Linked DNA regions of Mus musculus: region 1 is linked to region 2. A link is a loop called in an ENCODE intact Hi-C map of the cell type or tissue named here. Cell type or tissue: heart. All regions are shown on one strand. Each heading gives the region's core, and the rest is flanking DNA. Links, peaks and the distances in the headings are about the cores only.

Region 1 (11,873 bases), core at 3,984-6,483, 70 kb before region 2:
CTGCTCAGAAGGCAAAACCTACTCAGGATATTGGAAGAGCTTGTAGCTGCTCACTAGTCCTGTGATCCTGTCAGTACTCTAAAAGAATGAAAAGAACGAACAATCTTGCCCTTTGAAAATTGCACAAATAAATTGCATACACAGAGTAGCAGCCATAGGTAAGAAGCCCTGTTAAAAAATCTCCACAAATAATGATTAATTAATGTTATTGTCCCGGTTCCAGACTCACATCTAGCCTCAACTCCAGGCTGATTTTGCCCATTTCGAACCCTATTTTTACCCAAAACCTGCATAACTACCCAAGAAGAGATTATCTTCTCCTCTGCTTTCCCCATATGGTTAAGAATTGTTCCTTTTAATCTCCAGGTCATCAGCTCCTTAAAGACTAGAGTTTGCCTTGAAACTAAACCCTACTGGTAGATTCCCTCTGGGGAGTTAGACAGCCTCCAACACACACAAGCTCTCCACAAGAGTTCTGGCTTGATAACGTCGGTCAGCTGAATTATATATACTTCAGTGAAGAAAGAGAGTAGAGTTGGCTGCTGTTAGGGTCACTGGCCAGGGGATCTATGTCTGGAAAAGGGAAAAGGATATCTAAGAAATCTGCTTCGTCATCACGCTTTGGGAGATGTTCATAAAGCCTTTTCAGTTAATCCAAGTCTGTAAGGAGAGAGTGGTCTGTAAAGATCCTGGCTATGTTAGTGTGGAAGCTGTATTTCTGCCAGCTTAAATGAATGCATTTTGTCTACAGGACATATGAAGGCTGGTCTGCAAACCACATGATGGAGAAACACTTATGCCTGTACATGAGAGTTTCGTGCATTTGGTTTTGTTTTTCCACTGTATGCACACTTTTATTTCAGTTGCACATGCATTTGTGTTGAAAATGTGTGAGCTGTGTAATGTCAGATTCCTTAGAGTCTATTACAAACCCTTGCTCAGGATTCAATGGCTGCAGAAGAAATTTAAGGCTGATCCACAAAGCAAAGCTATTTATACAGGGCAGTTACATAAGCCACAGCGGCTCACCCTCCTTTCTGACAGCAAGATGAGATGAGCTGTGCCCCTACCGGTGGTCTTTAGCTGCAAGACACCCAGCCTGAGTTAAAAAGTCATTAATGCAGTACGGTATTTGAGGTTTTCCCCTTCTTTGAAGGATCTGTAAGAGGAAATGTAAATACAGAGTCTCTAAATATCGTTCCATATTGTATGATTTTTTGCGACTGAAATTGTTCTTGATGAGAATATTCTAAGTCCAATATTTAGGTAAAGTGTAAGAACTGTAGAAACAAGAAGTGTCACAGTGCCATATTAATGTAATGTAATCCTAAAAGGGAGAATGCTGTTGGCTATTAGAAGAAAATAATAAAAAAAAGAAGAGAATAATAAATCTATGGATAAAACAAAGAAATTTAAAGAACTATTTTACATGTGATACAAATGACTTCTTTCATTTAGCAACACATGTTAATATATTCACAGTGCTAAGTACAAGGCTAATCACTGGAAGGAAGTTCAGCAGTTAATGAGACATAGTAAGGGCAAAGGCCACATCTGTCCTGTGGGCAAGACACACACAGCAAGTAATTCCAAAGGAGATGTAATGTAGGTTCAGTAGGAATGGGGATTGAAGCTGGAGAAGGTAGACGTGAGAGAACAAGTTCCAAACAGATCAAGCAAGGAACGATCTGTAATGGAGATCAAGTAACGGAGACGAGGTCAGTGGGAGGAAGAAGACAAGAGCTGCCTGGGCTAGAGGCAAAGGCTAGCCTGAGATTTACCTCTTAGTTCCAAAACAAGAATAAAAGGGGGACAGGTTGCTAGGGAGAGAGCTCAGGAGTAGACTGCACACCTAGCATGCATAAGAATCTAGGTTCAACCCTTAGCAGGCACCAAAACACCATACACATACATACAGAGAGACACAGACAGACAGACAGACAGAGTCACACACATACATAGGAACAAGCTCTCTGAAGAATTTGGAAGTGCAAGATAAAAAGTCACTGGAAGAAACTGGCTTCCTAGAGACAGCCCACATGACAGAAGGAAAGATGCAATATGGCTAGAGTCATGTATACTCTAAGTTTAGGCTCCAGTGCTGAAGCGGTTGAATAGCTTTTGTTTTCTCCTTGAAATAAGATGCCAGGTTACCCATTAAGGGTGAAGGTGAGAGTGAGGGGGATGGCAGGGAGAGTTACATGATCATCTATCTATTCTTTAAAACTAAGAAAACAAGCCTAGCAGTGGCGGCACATGCCTTTAATTCCAGCACTAGGGAAGCAAGGGTAGGCACAGGCAGATCTCTGAGTTCGAGCCCAATCTGGTCTACAGAGGGAGTTCCAGGATAGCCAGAGATACGAAGAGAAACCTTGTCTCAAAAAAATAAATAAATAAACCAAAGTTTTTATTCTTGTGTGTGTGTGTGTGTGTGTGTGTGTGTGTGTGTGTGTGTTTGCTTTATCTCTCTCTTTTTTTTTTTTGAAAGAGAGAGAACATGAAGCTGAATGGGTAGGGAATTGGGAAGAACCTGGGAGGAATTGGGGGAGAGTAAAACATGATCAAAATGCATTGTATGAAAAAAATTTTTAAATTAATATATTTTTAAAAGTTGTGTTCATGCCATCAGATGTAAATTTTACAACAAAAGAAATGAAGTTGTAGTCAAATCTAGTTCTACCCTGTATACAGCCTTGTAACCTGGTCTTTATGAAGGTATAAAATAATATCATTGTCTCCAATGATTACTGAAACTTCTTTTTCTACCAAGTATTTCCCTCATATGCTGAAGTGTCTTCCCAGTCCATACCAACACCCAGCATATTACAAGTAAGTAATTAGGAAGTCAAAAATCATATGCTTCTGGGGGACTGCCACTCCCAATTTGATGCCCTGGAGACTCAGGCAGGCAATCTTTTAAGAATCCCTCTCATCAAACTCTAGGACATTATTTTTACTCTCTTATCCAATGGCTGCCCATCTAGCTTCTCCTCTGTCTATCCATTAAACCATCTTATTTTTTATCTATATCAAAGCAAATGGCAGAGTTCAGGATTCCTTTTCTCTGGGGAAAATGCGTACATCTACAAATCTACAATTAGAAAAAGCCAGGCTTATATGCACTGTTTTTTATACCCACAAAGCTTTTCCTAGGAAATTGGGTGTGTCAGTAAAGTCCCTGTATTCTCACAGACTCTGGGAGATGCTGTCACAGTCCCCAAGTATTTCCCCCACAGCTCTCCATTGGCTGGAGGTTAGGAGAAGCATCTCTTCTGTCCTGGGGTGAAGGTGGAAGCTAGCTAAGTAACAGACCTCTCTGAACAAAGCAGTACTTATGAGAGTCATCATGTCCACCACACCTCCGCCACCATCACCATGGCCTATGGTGAATAGTGGGATAACGGAGTCACAGCTCCAGGAACGTCAGAGCTGCTCTTGCATGCAGACAAGTACTTGTGCTAAGGTAAAAACCCCTGGTACCCTAGGTGTTGTCTGCCAAGGACTGTTCTTCCAGATAACAGTATATGGTGATTTAGTTAACTAGATCTGCATACAGTTAGTGATGTGGGAGGCACTGGACAAGGTAGGACAATACCAGAGTAAATGAGATACTGTCTCTGCTATGGTACAACTTACCAGCTCTTCTGGGAGACAAACAATGAGCATATTTTTAAAGGGTTACACTGATGAAGAGGATACTGTGAAGGAAATAAAGCCTTATTTATGGCAACTGCAGCTGGAGAGGGAGATGGAACCTTCGAGATGGGTTGACCTCTGAGGAGATGATATCGGACCTGACACACACACAAAAGAGGGGAAGATGAAAGAACAAAAAAGAGGAAAAAAATGCTAGAGAATCTGAAAAGAAATGGATGCAAATAGAGAATGAATGAAGGGAAAGGAGGAATGCAGATAAGACCAGAGTTCAGACCAAGCCAGATCTGTGCATTCTATGGGAATGTGTCTGAACTTTAGGTCAAAAGTCATTTGGGATTGGGACAAAGTTCAGTGGCCAGAGAGCTTAGCAGGCATAAAGCCCTGGGTTCCATCCCTAACACACACACACACACACACACACACACACACACACACACACACACAAACACATGTGGAGGATTTTGAAAAGGTTTGTTAAACTTATATGTATCATAAAGTTGAAGGGCTAAATATTAGAATACTTCAGTCCTAAAAACAAATCAAATGTTTGTTCAAGAACTGGTTTATCCCATCACAGTTGTCTCGTTAAAATATTTAAGACTGATGAGATGGCTCAGAAGCTGAAAGTATTTCCCACACTTCAATCCCGGAACCCACAGTAGGAGACCTAACTCTGAATGTTGTTCACACACAATAAATTAAAAGTTCTGCACATTGAACCCAAGACCCTGGGCATGTGGGTCAAGCACATTGGCACCGTTGTATACCCGCAGCCCTTCGGGAAGCATTTTACAACTAGGAGACAACCTCTGGGGCAAATGAGCTGGCAATCAGACAGAATATGCCGTGAAATCTCAATCAGGCCTGACTTCTCTAAAAAGGCTACACCATACCTCTGGCCCCCATTTCCAACTCCTTCACCTCCCCTTCCCCTCCCCGCCTCCACTCTCCCTTCTACTCCCCCTCTTTTGGCTCAGCAGACTGGCCTCCAGTCTAGTTCCCAGACATTCTCAGCACACTCAACTTCTTAGTCTCCTTTCTAGCCTTGCTGCTTCTGTTGCCTGGAGCACTGTTGCCAAATTTAACACACAGGGTTCCAGACTTGGCTTGAGGCTCCTGAATGAAAATGCCTTTTGAATGAGGCTCTCTCCTGTCGCCATTAATCTGGGCCGGTAATCCCAGCTACTTGGGCTACAGAAGCAAAAAGGATCGAAAGTTCAAGTCTACATGGGACAGAGTCAAAGTCTAGCATGAGTAATTTAGTGAGACCCCGTCTCAAGAGAAAAAGTCAAAAGAGGACCATGATGGTAGAACACATGCACGGGTTCTGGGTTCAGTCCCCAGTACCATAAAACAAACAATAAAATGGCATTGCCTCTTGGCGCCTGGCCTTCTCTTTATGGCTCTCAACACTCTATCTACACCTAAGCATTTGGCCATCAGTTTCCGTGGAAGTTCCATGAAGACAAAGGTTTTGGGTTTTGCTTGCTGGGTGTTTGGGTTTTGTCCACTGCTGGGTATTTCTTGTGTTTAAATCACCACCAAGCTCACAGTAGGCCTTCAGCATATACTCACAGTGTCTATTGTAATTAGAAGCTCTGAGCAGGTGTCTTAATCAGTCTAAAAACCTCGGGGACGGCCTTCGTTAAATAAGTACTCTTATCTTCTTCTTCTTCTTCTATTTATACTCTGCTTCCTACTGAGCTGGCCCCTCCCAGACTGAAAATTATTTCATTCACTTCCTGGATTCAGCCTCAGCTTTCCCCCAGCTTGTGCCAATTCTGAAACAGTCTGCCTTAAAATTCCCCTCACTTGTGCCACATCCTGCCTTAAATTGCTTGGGTACAGTGTACAATTATCTATGCAATGTGTTTTTTTTTTTTCTGTGCATGTACAATCCTTGGTAACAGTGTTAGGTAATAATGTTTGTTGAATGAATGCATGAGCTTGCATTTTTTATAGCTGACCCAGATTCACCAGAAGTGAAAAAGAGTGGTAAGTAAATGGTAGGTTTTTAATGGACTCTCTTAAATCCTTTGAGCTATAAGTTGTATGTGAATAAAATAAAAGCAGAAGATAATAGAACTCCCAAATGATTTGTGGATAATAAGGTCAAATTCACAAAGACCAACCACAACAATATCCAAACCATGTAGCATAGATAACAGCAAGTTGAAAAGGAAATCAGTTGCCACGTAAGTGGACTCTAGAATCAGATTTTTTAAAAATTAGTCATAGCATTCATTTTATGGCAGTGAGTTCTTCGGGTCAGCCTGGCTAAAAGCAGGAAACAGCTTCCTAGATTTATAACAGTATGAATGAGCATGGTTCATACGGGCTCATATGTTTGAATCCTCAGTTGGTAGAACTGTTTGGAAAGGTGTCATTGTTAGGGTCACTATTGCTGGGATGAAACCACATAACCAAAAGCAAGCTGAGGAGGGAAGGGTCTATTTGGCTTATGATTTCAGTCATTGAAGGAAGCCAGAATAGAAACTCAGACAGGGCAGGAACCTGGAGACAGGAGCTGATGCAAAGGCCATGGAGAGGTTCTCCTTACTGACTGGCTCCTCATGGTTTTCGCAGCCTGCTTTCTTATAGAACCCAGGACCACCAGCCCAGAGATGGCATCACCCATGGTGGACTGAGCTCACCGCCCCCCCCCCATCAATCGCTAATTAAGAAAATACCCTGTAGGCTTGTCTACTTACAGTCCAATCTTCTGAAAGCAATTAAGGTTTCCTCCTCTCGGATTACTATAGTTTATGGCAAGTACTATAGCTTCTGTCAGGTACAGAAGACCTAGGGGGTGTGGCCTTGTTTGAGGAGGTGTGTCACTGGGGGTGGGCTTTGAAGTTTCAAAAGACAATTCTAACTCTCTCCCCGCCCCCCTGTGCCCCCTCCCTCTTGCTACCCCTTTTCTCCCTCTGCCTGGTGGCTGAGTTTCAAGATGTGAGCCCTCAGCTACTGTTCAGTGCAATGCCTGCCTGCCTGCTGCCGAGCTCTCTGCCACGATAATCATGACGCCAACCCTCTGAAACCATGTTCCCCAGATTAAATGCTTTCTTGGATAGGTTGTCTTGGACAACCTTGGACGTGTCCCTTCAGATTATTTTCATGAACCATTGCAAGACTCAGTGAGTGCTTCTTCAGAAGACACCCCTACGACAGTGAGGACAGCAAATCTCCGATAGTTTCTCTTTCTTTGGAAGTGCTTTGTGACCTGACTCGAAAAATCTCTCTCAACTCAGTGATCCTTCACCTTTATTAATGGATAAATGACCTAGAATTCTCAAGTCAGTGACTCATGATGGCGGCTCCTCAAACCTATATTCTTTCTGGAATTTTTTTTTTTTTCCTAAACCACCAGGAACTTGGCCTCTATGCTGATCCATTTTTGAGTGCTCCGTCTTGTCAGCTTTGGTATATCATTAGGTTTCCCTGAAGCTTCTAAGCAGTGTTACTGAGCAAGCTGTGACCACCAGCCATGGAGAAAACAGAAGGAATGTCACTTAAATTGACAAAGGTGGCAGAGATAATACTCCTAGAAAGAAAAGCTCTTGCTCCAAATAACAGAATTCGGGGTTTCCCTTTCTTGAGTTTTAAGTGTTTTTGCACAAATTGACCAAAACATTAAAAACAGAACAAAAAGAAAAATACCAATCACATCTTATCTTTCTAACACATAGAGGAATTTTTACGGTTTCTGTTTTTTTGAATGCATAAACAGCAATGTGACCAGTTTTAACCAATGAGCTTGCAGGCACTTAGACCTCCTACACAATACCACTGTCTAGAAATAGGGTAGAAAGAAAACATTGCTCTTGGTGCTAGAACTTGATGGAACATCTGGGAACTTGGGAAGAGCCTGGAACAGACTAGAGGAATCTGGTCTCATGACCTAGTATCATTCGTCAGAATCTAGTCTCATGACCGATTCCTCAGTGCGCCCTACACTCCGCTCCTCAGGCCCAGCATCCCAGCATTAACCCCAAACAGAACAGGGTTTCTGTCTAAATTTCAAGAGAAATTGGAGTCTTCCTGGGGACAGTTGTGGCTAGTCCCTCTCATTTGCCAAACTCCTGAAGCCCTGTCCATATCATCTGGATCTGGGGGTACAAAGTATATGCATGTTTGGAGGGAAAAATGGCAATCAAACAAATGCCAAAACTGTTTTAGAGATACACGGATTATGTCAAAACTGGCCCCTGTGGTTTCATCCAAGACCCCTCTGCAACAAAAGTCAACAAGAAACGGCAGCTACCTCTGAACCCTCAGGTTCTGCTAGTCCTTCCACCATCAGCAGGCAGACGCTTAAGGAAGACATCTAGAACAATCTTCTCCTGTTGCCTCTGGCTGCCTTGTTGCTTCACTTTAACTGGTATCAGAGGAGTCGTCCACTTATCCAGCTGTCCCAGAGGTCTCTAGCTTTGTAGCTGGGTCAACTTCTAGCAGGTTACACATCCCAGGCTCTGAACTGGTCAAGATTTCTACAGAATCAAGAGCTGCATGCAGTCCCTGGTGGTCAACAATAATCACATCTTAACCAGTATTGTTCAGGGCTGAGGCCTTTACAACATATCCTGGGGTGGGAATCATTGCCTGGTTTTGTTTGTTTGCTTGTTAGTGTTTGGTTTTCCCTCAGAAGGGGGTAGCTGTGTATCTTAATTAGCTTGCACAAACTCCCTGTGTAGTTGATAGACAACAAGACTGAACTGGAAACCACGGAATGGAAGAGACCTCTCCTTCCTGAAGATGAGACTACCACCGCTGACTTGTTTGCCTCAAACTCAGGAAATGGACAAGTCTCCTAGATGGCAAGCTTCTCACTTCCTCTACTTGGAACTATATGACTCACACCCAACACTCACCATCTCAGGCAAGCTATTTGCTCTCCTGTGCTAGCCAGAACTGCCCTAGCATGAAAAATAACTCAATGTCATAACCAGATTTAAACAAGAAGAAGAAGCAAGGCTTCAGGGGAAAGCTCCTCCCAGTGCTGCTCAAGCCCCTCTGTGGCGTGAGGAAATGGTTTTGGGTGCCCGGTTAACTGGAGACAGAGAGGAAGAGCAGCCGCAGCGGTGCTGCCTGAGAGGCGAAGACTGATCTGGGCATACGATTATCTATAGCCTGGTTGGACCCAGTGACTCAGCCACGTAGTCCTGAGCATCTGGGAGGACACAGCAAGAGGATCACAGTGAATTTGAAGCTAGCCTGAACTACAGAGAGTGAGACTCTACTTCAAGTTACTCTATCAAGGCGGGGGGGGGGGGGGGTGTTGGGGAGACCATGTAGTTCTCTTTGTGAACTCAGGAAGTGCATCTGTTTTAAATGATGGGGGAAGGAGAGGCAGGAGGAGGGAAACTGAAGGGTGAGGGAGTGGGAAGAAAGGAAAACAAATGAAAAGGAGAAATGAGTGTCCAGTGCAATGAGAAAAAAAAAGAAAAGAAAGAAGGAAGAAGAAAGGAAGGAAGAAAGAAAAAAGAAAGAGGGAGGGAGGGAGGAAGGGAGGGAGGGAGGGAGGAAGGAAGGAAGGAAGGCAGGCAGGCAGGCTGTGGGCTCCTGAACTGGGTAAGAGGCTGTCTGCTTTGGTAGGCAGGGTGCCTGCAGCACCCTGGGCACCTGAGCCATCAATGGGAATCAAGTGGGTGGGGGAAGGGCTTCCTGGCAGAACCTCTCAGGCACACAGGACTTTCTGCAAATCCAGTATCCCCTCCTCTCTCTCTCTCATTCTCTTCCACTCAGCCACTCTTCAAACCACGAGCCACCTTCACCCTCTCCTACTCAATTCTCCCACTCATGGGAGGCAGTCTAGCCCTAGAACCTGAGTGTTTGCTTTGCTTTGTGCTAGGAAGGAGACAAAATGGCCACAGCATGCTCACTGAGGTCAGATCTCAGAGGCCAAAACCTGAGGGCATCACAGCTAGCACTCCTATGATGCAACAGCCCCAAGCTCTTCCCCTATTCCCAAGACCCTGTGGCAACCTTCCACTTGTAAGAGAAAAGGTTCAGAGAACAAAACTGGATGGGGTCCAGGCTACTACTCTCTTTCTTCTTAGGTCCAAACTGGTTGTTTGTTTTGTTTAACTTTTGGGTTTCTGGCGTGGTCTGTTGGTGTGGTTTGTGTGGATTTGGTTTCAGAAGTAGGAAAGCTGGGAGTGGGGGATTTGTCCGGAAGGGGAAGTCCAGATGAATAAGATACAGTCCTGTTCCACAGTATGACTTCTGGTCGAGGAAAGGCCACTTTGAGAGAGCATATTGTTGAAATGTGGCTGGACCGGCGCCCAGAGTTCATCCCGTCAGGTCAGTCACGCCACCTGACGCGAGATGATGTGAATGACTCATGGATTACCGGGATCCAAACGTTGCATCACACTCTGGAGCTGAAGATGTGTCTTAGGATACTGAGAGGATACATAGGTAGGCAGATTCGGGAATGTAGCAGCACAGAAGGACATTTCCACAACCAATAAGCCCAGACTCCTTAACACAGCAGTCAGTATCCACGTGGCTGACTTTGCTAAAAACATCTTTGTAGAAAGCCTTCTGGGAAGGAGGTATAGGGCCCGAATGCAGAGTGACTGTCCCAGCTAACTGAAGAAGGTGCCAGCAGAGTTTCAAAGTAATTTCTACAATACTGGGGCATGTATGGCTTACTTTGTTTTGGCTTTGGCTGGGATCTCGTCTGTTTGGCTTTTCTTACCTCAGGTTTGTTGCTCATCAACTGGATACCTCCCCCCATCTTTACCCTCATTCACATAGCAAATAGGCATGTGCTTTTTTTTTTTTCAACTAAAAGCACATAGAGAAATTGGTGCTTTTATCAAAGCATTCTTATATCTGTTGTATACCCCATGAACCGTATCTACAGGTTACAACAGGCTTAGGTTTAGAATGAGCCAGATCAGAGACTTGAGTCTTGTCACCAAGGCCTGCTCGGGTGGAGAAACTTGGCTCTGTATAAAATGGAAATAATAACTGTGCTGGCTTCTCAGGCTAACTGTGAGAACTGGACGAGTCAATTCCCTCAGAGAGACGAGGAGGAAATGTGTGAAGGAGCACCCACCTGACTGGAGGGAGCATAACATCATTAACTTAGAGTTCATTGGTTCAAAAAAAGGTTTGGGAGTTATAGACTTGATACAGATAAAATATGTGAACTATGACCCATGAAGATTCTACTCACTTTGGTGTAGATCTCCATGGCGTTCAAGGCTGCCATTGGCTTTTCTAAGGTGATGCTTGGTTGATGTAAAATGAACAGTGGCTTTAGGACATTCATAGTTCTCCAATATCTGCCTCTTCCTACTTCTAGAACTTTCTCCCTTCATCCGAAGCCCATGCACTCAGCTTTGCTCTCCATCCCTGTCCCCCCCACGCCTCCCCCCCAGCCCCTGGAACCCACTTGGCTGCCTCTACACTCTGGGGAATTCACCCATTGAGGATATTTCATGCAAGCGGAATCAAGTGATACCTGACCTTTTAAGCTCTGTTTTCTCTCACACAGAGTCATCTGTTATTGAAGATGACATGACAGCTTTCCCCAAAGAACCCCATGCCTTTATCCCAACATTTCTGACAGCCTTGGAATTTTCCAGTGCTTTCTGGGAGAACTTGGTCTCCAATATGTCACATTCTGCCCTACGCTAATGGTTTGCTTAAATCATTAGAGGGTGAATTCTTGAGAAAACCGAAGGAAGTCCTAAATCATCTCAACAGCATAAATGTCTAAGACAAAGGACACTGTCAGCATCTGGCTCAGCAGCCTTGCCCTATTATTTCATAGAGAAAGACTCTGACACCCAGTACTGGCTGTTTTCTCTGTCTAGTAAAACACATACAAGCTTTGACACATTTATTTTTAATAATTCTTTTTATGAAGACATGTAATAGTCTACTACCTAATGAGAGACACAGATACTCATTTCAAGGTAAAGAGACAAATGAACAGATTTTAAAGCAACAAGCAAGTGCCAGGCTATAGTGGCAGCAGCGGTGCAAACCTTCAATCTCAGCATTTGGGAGGTAGAGGCAAGTGGATCTCTGTGAGTTCAAGGCCAGCCTGGGCTACAGAGTCCACCTAAGCATGCTTGAGTCTACTCTGTCCCTTGGCAAGATAAGGAGGGAACATCTGAAACTCATTTTCCACAAAAGGCTAAGCCAGTGTATTTTTATTGGAAATCAAATTGTATGCCTCACAAAGCTATGACTTTCAG
Region 2 (11,097 bases), core at 1-2,500:
ATTTAAAAAAAAAAAAAAACAGAACAAAACAAAAACACTAGCGTGGCCTGGTATTCCAGGCCTATTATCCTTACTATTCTAGAAGTTCAGGGCAGCCTGGGCAAAAAGTAAAGTTTCAAAAGGTAAAAAGAATGAGAAACCTCCTTAAAACAGGATGTCAACCTTGTAGACTTTCTATAAAAAGAAACAGATAAAGATCCAGGCAAAATAATTACTCAAATAAAAGAAACCCATCTCTAGCAGCTATGGAATGACAGCCACCCTCATCCTTTCAAACACGCAGGACATGGGCATCAGTTACCAGAAAGACATCACGTGCCAAAAATTTTAACTGTTAGTAAAAGAGATATAACACCTTTCACTACTTGACATATAGCTGGGAATCTAGAATAGTATCTACATGAAAAATGGATGAGAAGAGCTATTTAATTTCACATAATGCCCAGAGAAGAAAATAAAAATTTCATTAGTTTTGCAACAGTAAAATCTTAACTCTAAGTTTTTTTTTTTTTTAAAGCTGAAACAACTGCATATTCAACTTTATTTAGGATACATTTAGTATAGACATAAAAATGCTGGGAAAGCAGTCATGTTCAAACACTGTATGTCTAATTAGAAAGCTTCCAAAGCAGGGTGTGCTGATGCATGCCTTTACTCCCAACACCTAGGAAACACACTGAGCGCCAAACCAGCCTTGGCTACACAGTGAGACCCTGCCTCAAAACAAAGCAACAAACGTCCACAAATGAGTAAAGTCTAACAGAATATTTCAAAGATTCTCATTTTCATTCCTACACTGTACTTTTAAGTTAATCCCAGTGCTAATATTCATTTATCTAAAAGTTCATGTATTTCATAGACTATTAGGAAAGGAGGTAAGTGAAAATTTTAAAAACACTACCAGCTAAAATTACAAACATTCAAAAGAAATATCTGACAATTTAAAAACTACTTGTAATGGAAACAAAAGCAAAACAAGAGTTTAGTATCTGTTTACAACTACCTTGTGATTGAATAAATAACAAAATTCTGTATTGAAATCACCAAGCATCTACTATGACTCTCCAGTCACAGCACTTCCTTCTGCAAAATATGTCTTTCTGTAAAATGAAAACCTTTTTTAAAAATTGCAAATGATTTACAGATTCATCTATACAAAGATGTTACACCATTACCTCAAAATAAAAATATTAATGCTTTGAGAATGTGACACTTAAAAGAAAAGAGGGCCTGGAGAGATGGCTCAGAGGTTGAGAGCACTGACTGCTCTTCCAGAGGTCCTGAGTTCAATTCCCAGCAACCACATGTGGCTCACAATCATCTGTAATGGGATCTGGTGCCCTCTTCTGGTGTGCCTGAAGACAGTGTACTCATATACATAAAATAAATAAACCTCAAAATTAAAAAAAGAAAAGAAAAGAAAAGAAAAAAGACGACCCAGACTTCTCCAAGCATGTACACCACAGCTTGCACTATCATCGGATTTTTCTAAAAACCGAACAATTGCTTCCCAATTAAGAAACAAAACTGACACTAATTTTGGGATCAAGATAATTTTCTTAGTTCTTACACAGGCATGCGTTTTGGACTATCAACATAAATCATGGGGTACAGTTTAAAACCTGTAAATCCATTCACAATTAAACCTTAAATGGAAAAGAAATCACCAATCAAACTAGGCAAGTTTGTTTACTTTTATGCCATTGATGATTCAAACACGGATGCTGGGAAATTTCTTAAATCAAGGAAAAAGATCATTGGTTCCAATTCCCTTAACCCCTACCTTTCCCCAGTCCAACCAAACAAAAAGCAAATCTTTCTTCGGAGCTTGTCATGTTTTAGAGGACGGGACGAGTCGTTTAACTACTCCTCCTACTCTTGCTCTGAGCCTTAACCTGGGACCCAAACTGACCCTGGGCGAGACTCTTAGGCTGTTTTGGGGGAGACTCCCGAGTTTCGCAGTCAGGTCTGGGAGCAGGATGGACCACCCCCCTCTTCCAGTTTTCACTCTTCCAGCATCTGGCACCGGCTCAGGTCCAGAGTGGAGAAGAGATGGGCCCCCTAGGGCCCAGACCTAAGCGCCGGGCCGTGGAGGCTCGGTGGCGGGCAGAGAGGCGCCGAGAACCGGCCGCGGCCAGTCACCCGCGCTATCCCTGGGCCCAGCGTCCAGGGCGGCCCCGCCGCCTCTCTCCCTCTCTTCCCAGGCCCCACAGGCCCGCGACGCCAGGCGAGGAGGGAAACCTGTCCCTGGGCAGGGCGGAACCGGGCCGACGAGCCCCGGGAGGGAGCTGCAGCCTCTCGGCCTTGGCACCACCGCCACATCCCACTTCCAGCCCCCGCCCGCTCCCTGCGCCTCACCAGGTCGTAGTCCTCCTCATCATCGCACATGAAATCATCCTCCATGTCAGACATCTTGGCCGGAGGGGGGAGGGGGAGAGGAGAAATTAGAGACAGCCTCCTCCCACAGTGCTCCGCGGCCCAGAAGCGTCACTCCCGAGTCTCCTCGTCTTCCGGTCTCTCCAGGAGAAGATAAAGCTCATTCCGGAACTAAAGCGCTCGACCCTGAGATGATTTACTACGGCTCCCAAAGGGAGGGCACAGCCGGCTCTTCCTGAGCGACAGTTTGTGTCTTAGCAACTAAGCGTAGCAACTACGAAATCGGGCGTTGCGGGTCCTATCTGAGGGGCTTCGAAAACCTTCTAGCTGTATCCAGCGTCCTAGGTGAGGGAACTGTCTCCTTCCTTGCCTGGGACTCTGGAACCGTCTGTTTCTAATGAAACATGCCCGACCTATCTGAAAGGTAGCGTGCCTCTACCATTGTTATCTATGTGTTTTCTTTCAACACCCTGTAGTGGTGTTTTTACAGTGGTGTATTTACAGCAACACAATTGTCTAGTAAAGTTATGTTTGTAGTTAACAAAAACAGTTCTGTGGATATCCCGGTTTGGATATGCACTAATCAATTGTTCAATTATTTAATGAATCACAAACGTGCATTAACTGCTTTTAGGATGAAATGAAAGTAACAGTTGGTGACAGATTTTTTAAAAATGCATTGTCGCAGAAAACCATTAGAGTTCAGAGTGAAGAAAAATGTGGAAATAAGGCAATCCCCCTTTTTGGAGAAACCTTCCAAATTCTGTACACAAATGCTATAAAGTTATAAAGTAGATATAGGTTAGAATTTAGGCCCAATTGTTATCTATACAGATGAATTAAACATGCCCAAATTACCAAAGGTAAAAACAAAAAAACAAAACCAAATCAAACAAAATTACCTGATTTTATCTTCATCATGCACAGCTGATGTTGAGCACAGTTCAGCATTAACATTCACACCTTCGGGTTGAATCCTTACAGACCCCGCTTGGCTGTGCTCCAGTGACTTCTGAAGTTGTACCTGATGTCATTACCAGCTTTTCTCTGAATCCACTGGAGAACAGGATACTTTTGGTTTTGTTTCTAAGCCAGAAATTGCTTGGTTCTAAAAATCTTGTCAGAAGACGTTAAGGTCAACGATTGTATTATTTTTATATTGAAAACACTGTGAACACAATTTATAGCTGTACATTCAGAATGTTAAAAAATAAGTCTTCAAACGATTTTGCATTGTATATCATTAACATTGATTTTTTTTTCTTTTTTTATGTTTTGAGCTGGGGGAAGAACTTAGCCTTGTGTGTGTTAGGTAAATGTTCTATTGCTGGGCTATCCCTCTAGCCTAACACCTAATTGTTACTTAGGAAAATATTAGAAGAAGGAATTTCAGATGGCTTAAAGAAGTAACCATTCAAGGAAACATCATTTTGGTCACAGTTTTCTAGCAATAATATCACCTTTCTTATAACCACACAGTTTTACTAATAGCCTTTTCTATCAACACTTTATCACAAGAAATTTTAAACTTAAATACATAATAAAGGATAGCATCATGGACACAAGTATACCAACTCTCAGCTTTAATGTTCTGTATTCCCTGGGTCAACTTAAAGATACATATAAAGCAACATATGTGCAGCTATGTGTATTTCCTAAAATCGAAGACATTTACCTGTGCAAGCATAGCATTATCATTACATATTAGACGGACAATTCCCCTGAAGCTATTTAACTTCAAATCCTTGTTCAAAACTCCTCTACTGAATATAAAAGTTTAGTTTTGGAATGGCTTTTAATGATATCATCTTAGAACTCAAAACTCCAAAAATACTGCATGAATCTGTACATGTAATTTTAAAACAAAGCAAAGCCTTCCAATAAGTATGATGACTGTCACCATGCCAGTTTATTGGGACAGATCAGACTTAGGTCCTGGTGCTAGTAACTAATAGTACTCACCATTCTTAGGACTTAAGGTAATAAATCACAGTTACCCTACCCATGTTTATAGTTTTTCCAAAGAACATAGCAAATCATAAGGGGGTTGAGTTTTATTCATGTGTAATTTCTTAAATACAAAATTTCAAGGGTATGATTATTTACCATGCCAGTTGTTCACATATGTAAAATGGCATGCTGATTTACTGCGAATTTATTTACATAATTTGCCTTACTCAGACAATGGGAAAAGACATGAGTAATCTGGCACCTAGGAACATAAAGAAAATGACAATTGAAATTTGAGCCTTTTATTTCCTTGGTGACACTCAAATTTATTAAGCCTAGCCTGACAATTTGGTAAGAACAATTATTAGGGTATTTCTATGAGATCAATTTTATTCAATAGTAAATAACTGATGAAAGTTTTCAACAGGTTGCTCATGTTTAAAGTACATCTTATATTTTAAAAGAATTTAAAAATATTTTTATTGAAGATTTATTATTTTAAATTATGTGTATGTAGCTGTCTGTGAGTGTGCACAAGTGATCGCAGTGCCTGCAGATGTTAGAGGTGTTTCCTGAGAGTTGGAAGTTCAAGCAAGCCAGTCTCTTGTCATGGGTACTGGGGCCCAAACTCAGGTCCTCTTTAAGAGCAGCACGTGCTCTTAAACACTGAACCATTTCTGTAGCACTTTACAAATTTTAAAAGTTGTGTGCATATTTTGTATGTGTATGGATGTGCTTGATATTTTTTGTAGAGGGCATTTGTGTGGGGCCAGAGGGTAACCGTGTAGTCTGTCGTCTCCTTCCACCTTTACAGGGTGTTCAGAAAATGAACTCTGGTGGTTAGTCTTTTGAGGAAAGAGCCTTTACCTATTGACCATTGTAAAAGTATTTTTTAATTTGCCTAATATAACTATCACCTCTGAGGGCCTCAGTCTGCTAACTTAGGCTTGGGCCTGGAAGATTCTAGTCTCTGTACAAGCTTATGTAGGCCTAGAATGTTTTCAGCCTCTGAGACTTACTGCTGAATAACCTCACCCTTTCTTTTTCTTTCTGAACTCTTGCTGGCTGGTTCAACTCAGCTCTTCTGGCTCAAATTCCTTCCCTAGCTGTCTGATTCAATCTGGCTTCTCTCGGATTGAATTGCTTTGATTGGCTTCAAGCTAACTCTAACAAATCTGTCTGATCTCCTGGCTCCTCATTTTCTAGCTTGTTCTGTCTTCATCTATTGTATTCACCTTGTTTTCTCTTCAACCTGTCTCTGTAAAACTCTCCTGGTAAAACTTCCTCCTCTCTCTCTTTGCCTTGCTCTCATAAGTCATATCTCCTTTCTGTCTCTTCTCCTTTGAGTTGGGCACATCCTATCTCACTTTGCCTCTTAATTAGAAGTCACTTTCAAACATGGCTGCTTCCTTCTCCCAACTAACTTTACCTTCATTGTTTGGGATTGAAGGTGTGTACTAAGGGCATGTCTATATTCCAGCCAGAACAGCCATGTTGCTGGATGAAAAGTCCTCTACAGACCATCTCACAGGCCCCCAAATATTTTGTTTAATGATCTATTTTTATTTATGTCTGTATGAGGGTGTCAGATCTCATGGGTTTACAGACAGTTGTGAGCTGCAATATGAGTTATGGGAATTGAAGCCATGTCCTCTGAAAAACCAGCCAGTGTTTTTTTTTTTAAAAAGATTTATTTATTTATTTATTTATTTATTTATTTATTTATTTATTTATTTATTTTATATGAGTGCACTGTAACTGTCCTCAGACTCACAAGTAAAAGGCATTAGATCCCATTACAGATGGTTGTGGTTGCTGGGAATTGAACTCAGGTCCTCTGGAGGAGCAATCAGTGCTCTTAACCATCTGAGCCATCTCTCCAGCCCTAGCCCCCAAATATTTTAAAACAGCATTTACTGAAGTATAATTTAGCTGTGTTATAATAAGCTAAGTTGCACAAACTTATCAATTTGATAATATTTACCACATATTTATTCCTGTGAAGTGATCATCATAAGAACTTAATGAGCTTATTATACTAAAGATGTGTCTTTATAGAATTCTTTCCAAAATCCCTTGATGATCTGTATTTTCCTCCTCTTAGATTTTTTTAGGACACTATTGGTCTATTATTTGACATTGTAGTTGACTTTACAATTTAAGCATCCTTCTATGTAAATTAAAATAAACACAATGCATTCTCACTTATCTGGCCTTTATTCATGTTGTTCCTTGCTTCAGTTGGTTGTTTGAATTTATTGCTGTGCATTTATATAAATAAAACTGTTATGAACATTTATGTACAAGCTGTGTGAACATGTTTAATTTTTGAGTAATGTGGTAGACTGATTCCAAGATGGCCTGTCACCCATGTCATTTGATAACTGTTTATCCTTTAAGTGTGGGTAGGCTGTGACTCACTCCTAAGCAAGATGATGGAGAGGAGTTGATTTATGTAATTGCATATACATTATTGACCAGATCAAGTCTATCTTAGTCTCAGACATTGTGTCCTTTGCTGTCCTCAAGAAGCAAAAGTGCTGATGTTTGTGTGATAGTTATGCCTCATCCGCAGCTTGTTTGTTTATTTGTTTTTCAAGACAGGGTTTCTCTGTGTAGCTCTGCTGTCCTGGACCTTGTTCTGGAGATCAGGCTGCCTCTGTCTCCTGAGTGCTGGAATTGAAAGCCTGCTCCACCACTGCCCAACTGGTTAGGCTTCATTGTCAATTGGACAGAATCTGGAATCACCTAGGAGGCAAGCATCTGGGTGTGCCTGTGAGTGGCTATTTAAATTAGCTACCATGTGCTCTGCAGTGTGTCCTTCCACAGATGAGCCTCTTTAAAATAGAAAAGCCATCTAAGGCATACCCTCATTTTTAAGTGATAGAAATTGTGAGATAATAAGTGTGAATTGTTACATATTACTTATCTATGATAATGATGTTATGAAGCAGTGAATACAAACATATCTACAAGTGATGGTTGGGTTATACCAGAGGTATATATTCAGCTTTGTAAGACACTCTCAAACTGTTTTACCATTTAGCCTATCTATCTGCAGTGTGCAAGAGTCTTAGTTGCCTCTTTATCTTGAGCTACCCTATTTCAGTCTTAGCTACTCTATCAAGAGCACTGAGCATTCCAGTGGCGTTGGGTTGCCCTTTCTTAAGGCAGCTGCTGTGCTTCTCTCTGTGTGGTTTTTCAATTCTGTTGCTGCATTTGACATTTAGCAGTTAGTTCTCAAGTACGTTGACTGTCTATAGGTTTTTGACTATGATAACAGGGACGTAAGTTACCAAAGTGTGGAGCTTGTTTTGTAAATCATCCTCATTGTGCTTTCTGGACAAATGCATATGAACATGATCTGGAACATTCCTCTGGTCAGGTGGCTTTATTGAGACTGGCATTATTGTGCATGTCTGGAGCACCCATCTCTTTCATGGCAAATTCCTGGTTTCTTTGAGTGCCCAAGGGGTGTGCTTCTCGAAGCCCACTCTATGGATGCATTTTTTTTTTTTTTGATGTATCCTCAGGTCACTACCTTGTTGATGGTATGTCCTCTCTTGTCATCATTCTTCTATGTAGGAGCCATTCTTCAGGGCGTAAGTTGAAAGGGCTTCATGTGTATCTTTGGTGAAAAATATCTTTGATTCCTCCCCCCCCCACCAGGTTGTTTATCTTATTACTCTTGCATGGTAAAGAATGTGTGTGTGTGTGTGTGTGTGTGTGTGTGTGTGTGTGTGTGTGTGTGTGTGTTGTATCTAAAAAAGCTTTGCCACACTTTAGGACACTGATTACTAATTAGTTTAAAAGGAGGTATAGGGGCCAGCTGGTAAGCTATCTTATCAGGACAGATGCTTGCTGGCAAGCTTGATGACCTGCATATGTTCCTGGAACTCACATGGTGGAAGGAAAACACTGACACCCATAGGTTGTTCTATGATTCTGTGCCCATGCACACCCACATTAAATAAATTTAATTTTAAAAAGTACAAGGTATACATTTTCCTTGCGAAGGTAACATACATATCTCCTTTCTCTCTCTCATTCCAGATTGGGGGGGGGGCACATGCAGAGGGCTCTAAAGAAGTCCACTGTTGTCAACCTTATGTCCTTCCATCAGAAAGAGTGGGGAGACTTTTTGTGCGTACATTTTATACAGAGAAAAGCTAGCTGAGAGCCAGAAGTCAAAGAAGGTCTTGTGAATCTATTCTCTCTGTACATGACTTCAGACACGATGCTTTGCGGGCTAGCCTTGACTTCCCTGTTATTTGTAAGCCAAATAAACCTTTCCTTCTCAGTGGGCAGGGCATCTGTCAGGGCATATTGTCACAGCAAAAGAAAAGTAATTCATGAGCTGTGTGAACTCCACCTCAGTCATTCACTCAGTTGTGCCTGTGTTTTGAGAACCAGTCTGCCAGGCAGTGTGTCAGGTGCTGAGGACAGTGCTCCTGCCCTCGAGTTGGTTGCTTATAGTTGGTAGTGATGGTGAGGCAACAGCTAGATGGACAGTACGTGCACAAGAAAAGAAGTATTCAGGGTGACTTTTCTTAGCCCAGCACAGTAATGGGGGAGTTGTGCTGGAGATGGTATGCTTTTAATAGGGTCTCGGGTTTCCTTAGGTAACAGAAAAATGAGGGGTGAACTGGATACCGAATGAAAAAATGAGGGCATGACTGGCTAGGTATGGTTGAGGAGAAGGTTTCTTATAGTTGTGACAGAGAAAACAGCCAGAGACATCTGGAAGGGGAGGGGGGTTCAGACTAAACATGGTACTGCCACCTCTCTCTCTCTCTCTTTCTCTCTCTCTCTCTCTCTCTCTCTCTCTCTCTCTCTCTGTGTGTGTGTGTGAGAACCACAGATGGTGGGTGGGACTTGTTCCAGGTTTCTTTGAGGCCTAACAGATGCTAAAGGTTTCTTCTCATCATTAGTGGTGTCTTATGAAGGCCTACCTATGCTTGCATCCTAGAAGGAAGAGCAAAGATATTCACATCTATTTTATGTTGCTTGCTTTGGAAATAAATTTGAATAAGAAGCAATAGGTGATCATTTTATGGTCTTTGGCACATATCTGCTGAACATTAAGGAAGAAAAAAATGTCAAATTAAAAAAAAAAAAGACTGAGAGGGATCAGAGGAAAGGTATGGATGGGTCTTCAACTGGGGCTGTACTCAGCCACATCAGGGCAAAGAAAAACCTGGTCAATCGGCCTTGCTGCTTACCCAGCGAAAGGTGGTGGCCACGGTTGACAGCTGTTGCCTGGAGAGGGGGGAGGAGGAGCTGGGGGCGGGACAGCCTGAAAGGCAGCCACTTCTGCGGACCTGCAGGATTTCCGCTGAGATCCCGGAAGAAAGCCATTCCTGCCACTTTAATCTCGTGATGCTTAGCTGTGCTGCACTTCTGGAAACTGCAGAGGGATCTAGCAAAATATGGCTGCGGAGGACCCTGCCACTCGACGAGTCCAGGTGGCAGAACATCCCAGGTGGGGGAGAGGCGTGGCCGGGATCCCGGGCTGGAGAAGTGCACAAGGCGCTCATTGCTTTAGGCGGCTTCTTTTGAGTTACGTGTGTGTGTGTGTGTGTGTGTGTGTGTGTGTGTGTGTGTGTAGACAGCTTCTTTTGAGTTAGGGCTTGTGTGCGTCTGCATGTGCGTGTGTGTTCCTGGAAGCAGACAGAACCCTTAGGATTCTAGACTTCTGGGTCTCAGACACCGCGCCAGGGGTTGTGTGTGTTGCTTCACACGGAGGCCTTTGCTCTTTCTTAGGGAAGGATTCAGTAAAAATGCCCAGCTCTTCCTGGAACTGCTAGTTATCTTGCCTGTCGAGTGATAGTGCTTTTTCCAAGTTTCGTCCTATCTACTTATTTTTGAGTCTCTGCATCTTTGACAAATCTGATCACCTCTAAACTGTCATCAAGGCACTAATTTGTTGCTAGTTTCTAGCTACAGAACTCCCAATTCTTTTTTGATGTCTAGTGGAGGGTCTTTTTAAAATTACAGATACTTTGTAGGAATACTTTGTTCTGGTTTCTGGAGCTGGAATCTCACAGAAGCTGTTCACTTGCTGTTCTGTTAGAAGTCCGAGGGCCTCTCTGAGGTTGGTTGCTTTTGAGTGTAACTCTTTCCTGCTCTCCTTTCTGTTTTGGTTGATGAGACTGTACTTTCCTATGGCTTGAAAACGCTCCTTCCTGGGCAAGTCAGCAAACGATGTACCTTTAGTTGCTAGGATAAAACATACCTTACTCTAGAGACAGTTTAGATTACTTCTGGCTGTCGTTGAATGTGTTAAGATTCTCTGAGGTCAGTCTTTGTACAGTGTGGTTGTTTTTACAGATTCAGTGAATGAGAGACCACATAGTTCAAATGACTCCCCAGGAATCCATTTCATGAAAAGAAACCCACCCTTTCTGGTAGTGTAGTCTTGTACAAAACATGTCTATGAATAAACTTCAAATATGATATTTTTGAGCTAGGGTCTTAATGTGTAGTTCTGGCTGGCTTGAACTAGCCTGACTTCTAACTTGGAGAGAGTTACCTACTCTCTCCAAGTCTCTGCCTAGGACTAAAGATGTGTGTCATCACACTCAGCCGATTTTATATGGTTTTTTTTTTTTTCATAAAGATCACTTTCCATAGTTATGCAGAAGGGAGGATGTTGCTAATATAGCACCATTGCTAAAAGAGGAGTTCCGATGTAGTGCTCTTTCATGCCGTTCATGGTTGTTACAGTTTTTACTCACCAAACAACGATTTAGTGTTGCTTTATCTGTGTTA

What was found. Peaks named below come from ENCODE experiments on the same cell type or tissue, not always from the same donor. Only the 100,000 strongest peaks of a DNase experiment are listed, where the experiment ranks them.
Region 1: a loop joins it to region 2, with 10 times the contacts of the local background. A loop is called at or near these places in 12 of 42 quality-filtered maps.

What each region holds. Positions count from the first base shown.
Region 1 is chr2:125,783,049-125,794,921 of GRCm38, forward strand. No RefSeq gene overlaps it. Among named protein-coding and RNA genes, the nearest start is that of Secisbp2l, 6.1 kb to the left of the region's middle. In heart, for the core only: no CTCF peak of the experiment used is centred there; no DNase peak of the experiment used is centred there.
Region 2 is chr2:125,856,578-125,867,674 of GRCm38, forward strand. It overlaps Cops2 (COP9 signalosome subunit 2), which reads right to left and starts at 2,505. Exons shown (of 13, transcript NM_009939.3): 1 at 2,359-2,505. The coding sequence starts at 2,412. Galk2 (galactokinase 2) reads left to right here and starts at 9,646. Exons shown (of 10, transcript NM_001291002.1): 1 at 9,646-9,808. The coding sequence starts at 9,756. In heart, for the core only: a CTCF peak has its summit at 1,346 (motif pointing left); a DNase peak (open chromatin) is centred at 2,484; H3K4me3 peaks cover 1,493 bases; H3K27ac peaks cover 1,024 bases.